Linked DNA regions of Homo sapiens: region 1 is linked to region 2. A link is a loop called in an ENCODE intact Hi-C map of the cell type or tissue named here. Cell type or tissue: PC-9. All regions are shown on one strand.

Region 1 (2,500 bases), 55 kb after region 2:
TAAGGCATTTGTGAATGTGGTGTAATTTTTTTCAATAAATAAATATTAATTGAGCATCAATTATATGCCAGGTGCTAGGAAAAAACAGAAAAATAGCATTAGTGGCATCTACTTGCTTCCTTCCTTGCAGGCATATACTTTTGCAATTTGTTTCTGTCCTTCAGTGACATCAGTGCATAATGCCAGTTTCCCTCTCTTGTCTGTGATAGGGAAAGAGAGAAAGGAGCACACATAGCTCCCCACACATTCCCTGGCCCCAACCCTGCCAAGCCCTACACTGTAGAAACACAGAGGGAAGGCAGACAAAGGAGAGATTATGGGTATTAATGCTCTGGGGAAAATGCAAACCAGCCTGTTCATACCACCGGTCACAGAGTTTGATGATAGACCATGAGCTGTGACCATGAAAGGGATGCTGGCTTGACATTAGGATCAGTATATTTATAAGCAGATCAGGAGCTTATCCCATCATTAGAGCCTTTTGATCTTCCTTGCCCACCAAAAGGAAAAGCAAGACACCATCAAGTGAGGAGCCTGGGCCAAAGGTACCATGATACAGTCCAGTGCCTGAGGAATAAAACAGCCCCCGCCCTAGATGCTGCACTCAGATGGGAATGGAGGGAGTACTTGGGCACCTCTAGAATCATTCATTCAATCAAGCATTCAAAAAATACCTATCAAAACAGTGATAGGTATCAAAACCTATCAAAAAACCTGTCAAAACCTAACCAAAAAAGGTTAAAACACTGACTTTTTGCTGCACAAACCTGGGTTCAAAACTTAGCTCCACCCTTTAAAAGATATGGGACCCTAAGCAAGTTGCAGAACCTCCCTAAACCCACCACTTCATCCAGAAACTAGGATAACACTAATAGCTACCCTTAGAATTGTGGTGGAGATTAAATGTTACGGAGCTCTTAGCACTGTGCCTTGCAACTGCTAAGCATATAATGAATAATTGTTATTATAATCATCATTATCATTGATATGTGCCAGGCACCATCCTAGATCCTAGGGCCAAAGAGTTAGAGAAAAAAAAAAAAGTTATTGCACTCACTCAGGCAGACTACTCACTATAATACAATATGGTCAGTATTACAACAGGGCTAGGAACAAAAAGTTGTGGGAGAAAAGGGTTTGAGGGAGAGGGGTGGTGGCTTCCCAGAAGAGACAGTGTTTTCATTCAGCCTTAGAGGATAAGTAGGGATTTCACCAGGAGAAAGAGAGAGAATAAGGTAAGGCATTCCAGGCAGAGAAAATGTCCAAAGCAAAGTTATGGAGGAAGAAAGGAGCAAGGTGAGTTGAGACAGCTGCATGCAGTGCATCCTGGTCCTTCCTCTCCTCTAGTACATTGCAGAGAATCACCTTGTTCTGCTCAGAAAACACAACCTGGGGTGTGCTGGGCTGATAGAGAGATTCCAAAGAAGGAAGTGCCCAGGACTCTGGCACTCTTTCTGCTGCTTGGAATTCACCCTTCAGCCATTCCAGATGCCTGATTGCCAGGAGGAAGAGCAGAGTTGCCAAGGTCCTAGCTGAGGGAGAAAAGAGGGCAGAGCCTCCCCAGAGCTGGAAGGCCCTTTCAGCAGAGCCCTGGGGAAGCCACAGTCAGCTCCACGGCAGCAATCCCTGTAGGAGCAGCCAAGGAGCTGAAGCGCAGCCAGCCAGGCTGGCCAGCCAGCCTCCACCACAACAGTCGCTATTTACTTTGGATGCTGGCCGTCCCCACAATTCACACACAAGATTTATTACCAGAAAGTAAGTCATACAGGCTGCAGTAATAACATACTTCCTAAACGCAAGCCTTCACTCCTGTGGCTAGGGCAGGAGGATAGGACAGGAGGAATATCATCCAGTTATGGGGAACATCTATCATGCCTTATATGTTTAGAGAACATTTAAGTTCCCTAGGGAAGTCTTTCTCTGTGTCTTCAGCAACTTTGGTATCTGATCACTATAACAGGGTAATAGGCTGGAATTTTCTTTTTCTTTTTTTTTTTCTTGAGACAGAGTCTCGCTCAGTTACCCAGGCTGGAGTGCGGTGGTGTGATCTCAGCTCACTACAAGCTCCGCCTCCCGGGTTCATGCCATTGTCCTGCCTCAGCCTCTCGAGTAGCTGGGACTACAGGAGCCTGCCACCACGCCCGGCTAATTTTTTTGTACTTTTTAGTAGAGACGGGGTTTCACTGTGTTAGCCAGGATGGTCTCAATCTCCTGACCTCTTGATTCGCCCGCGTTGGCCTCCCAGAATGCTGGGATTACAGGCGTGAGCCACCGCGCCCAGCCTAGGCTGGAATTTCCAACTGTGTGTATACTCCCTGTCTTTTCCCTGACCTCTTATTTCAATCAGGAAACAAAGTTTTGTGATTTCTTGTAAGGGGATTCTGACAAAGTGGAAAGCAGACAGCAGACATCAATTCTAGAGCAACGGAAGTCAGAGGCCAAGGCAGGAAGAATGTCTTTAAGGAGCAGCAAGGTAGGAAATGGAGATTCCTAGAAACTG
Region 2 (2,500 bases):
AATTGTCAAAAGACAAAATAACAACAAATTTAGTTTAATGATCTTAGTTGGATTTTATTTGTGATTCTAGAATGAGGCAACATCTTATTTTATAAAACAGAATAAGTGTTCCAATGGGCTGAGCAGATTTTATAGACAGAAAAGGGCTGAAGAAAGCAGAAACAGAATGAAAAATCAGAGTGGTTGTTTCAAAGCTGCTTTCCTTGTAAAGGTAAAAGCAGAGGGCACTTTCCTCATCATGCTGGCTAAAACTGACTCTTTTGGGGATTAGGCTATTATCTGTCTCTCTCTTGATTTCTCAGAAGGTCAGATAAACAATTTACTTTTGGCTTGATAGGGTGGAACTTCAGCACGCATAACTCCACTTTGGTTTGGTCTGCTGGGCCTAGTGCTCCTGCTCAGTCCAAACCAATGACATCTATAAATTTTATTAACATAAGGAATATTAAAAAGCATTAATGATATAGTTTGCATTCCTTTTTTCATAGTAAGTCTTCAATCTCTGGTGTCTACTTTACCCTCACAGCACATTGCACTTTGGACCAGTCACATTTCAGTCACTGAGGAGCAATGTGTGGCTACACACGGGACAGTGCAGCTCCAGCCAATCAACCACAGCCTTGCCCTTGGTATTCTCTAGCTCCTCTCCAGCCTCATCCCCACCCCCGCCCATGGTCCCTCACCTGCTTGTTTCCTGGGCTGCAGCAGATCTTATCCACACACCAGGTTGTTCATGATTCTCCGCCCTTGCACATCAATTTAGAGGTGTGCTGGAGCACAATCAAGTAAATCTCTTCCCAGCTCCCCATTCAGTGATGCCATATAGCCTGAAGTCAGCCAAGCTGGAAGCATCTATACTACAGAAACTGCAAGCACTCTAACACAGGGTGGAACGGGTGGGCCCATTGTGAAACATTTGCCAGCATATCACTGCATGTAATGACCACCACCCTGCCCTGCCACCACCATGCTCTTCTGCCACCCCTCGTTCACTGGATAAACTTGGCCATCAGTGATCTGTGTATGTTTGCCGCCCTACTAGACTTTAACTTCAGAAAGCAGAGCCTAGATTTTTTTTATCCAGTGCTTGGCATGTAGTAGAGTTCTTTCCTCCTCCTATTTTTCATTATTTTTCTGAACACTCTATTATAATTACCATTGTATATAAAAGACCATCAAGAAAATATGTTTAAAATATAATATGAATCCTGTTTCCTCTACTTACTGGTGTCATGGCCTCAGGCAAGGTACTTAACTGTAATGAATATTTGTTTCCGTATAGGAAAAGAGGTTTAAAAACATATTCACTGCAAAGCTGCTGCAATGATTAAACCATCTAAATTGTTTAGTCCAGTAATGATTACATATCACAATCACTCAAAAATGTTTAGGTGTTATTACTAAGTGTTTAAGTATCTATTGCTTGTATAAAGTAGTTTCTCAAAGCCTTTTTGTTAAAATAAATGTTGAATGAAATTTTAGAAATTCCTCGAGTCCGATTCGGAGAGTATGAGTCAGAATTCCAGCTGCAGACAGATGGCACGTACACTCAAAGGGGTGACTAAGGGTAGTTTATTAAAAGAGTATTTACAAAAGTCTAGGCAAGTTTAAGGGAACCCCAGGGTTGGCAACAGTCCATGACCACCAATCAGCCTGAATGTGCAAGGGAAAGGAACATTTACCTGAATGCAGTAAGAACTGCAGCTACAGGAAAGGTCTATCAACAGGAGCTGCAGCCCTCCTTAAATGAACCCAGCAAGCCATCAGTGGAGGAGGTGGATAGATATCCTGCCTCACTTTCCTCCAGCTCTCCAGAGGATCGCCTGCCAGTGCTTCCCAGTGGCACAACCCAGGGAGCCCATGGCAGACCCTGCAGGCCAGCCACTTGGACAGTGAGCCCGATGGAGAGGGCAGCAGATGGACTGGAGGCCCAAGCAGGGAATCACATACACAGAGAGTCTTCAAGTGGGACAAAACCTCCATCAGCCTACAGGTGTCCAGTTTTGCTTACATATCAAAGACAATAATCATTGATACTGGGCAGTGTTTCTTTGGTTTTAGCCTTGAAGGAAAGAATCAGATAACAAGCATTTATGTGGCTATCTGGTTACTTCTTCTTCTTGTTTTTTTTTTTTTTTGAGACGGAGTTTCACTCTTGTCACCCAGGCTAGAGTGCAATGGCGTGATCTTGGCTCACCGCAACCTCCACCTCCCGGGTTCAAGCGATTCTCCTGCCTCAGCCTCCTGAATAGCTGGAATTACTGGTGCCCACCACCACACCTGGCTAATTTTTGTATTTTTAATAGAGATGGGGTTTCACCATGTTGGTCAGGCTGGTCTCGAACTCCTGACCTCAGGTGATCCACCTGCCTCCACCTCCCAAAGTGCTGGGATTACAGGTGTAAGCCACTGTGCCCGGCCAACTATCTAGTTATTTTATCTGCAAGTGTATTCCCTCAAATATAAGAAAGCTGATTTTACTCTATGACCTTCCACTTTG

The links. Peaks named below come from ENCODE experiments on the same cell type or tissue, not always from the same donor. Only the 100,000 strongest peaks of a DNase experiment are listed, where the experiment ranks them.
Region 1: it touches region 2 in a loop (6-fold over the local background); 17 of 110 quality-filtered maps call a loop at or near these places.

What each region holds. Positions count from the first base shown.
Region 1 is chr1:94,782,016-94,784,515 of GRCh38, forward strand. The region is part of intron 1 of SLC44A3-AS1 (SLC44A3 antisense RNA 1); the gene reads right to left. Among named protein-coding and RNA genes, the nearest start is that of SLC44A3-AS1, 37 kb to the right of the region's middle. RefSeq lists an enhancer at 1,147-1,909. In PC-9, no CTCF peak of the experiment used is centred here; DNase peaks (open chromatin) are centred at 1,466, 1,956 and 2,276; H3K4me3 peaks cover 419 bases; H3K27ac peaks cover 2,262 bases.
Region 2 is chr1:94,726,573-94,729,072 of GRCh38, forward strand. The region is part of intron 2 of SLC44A3-AS1 (SLC44A3 antisense RNA 1); the gene reads right to left. Among named protein-coding and RNA genes, the nearest start is that of MIR378G, 18 kb to the right of the region's middle. RefSeq lists an enhancer at 1,869-2,369. In PC-9, no CTCF peak of the experiment used is centred here; DNase peaks (open chromatin) are centred at 1,449 and 2,029; H3K4me3 peaks cover 638 bases; H3K27ac peaks cover 2,500 bases.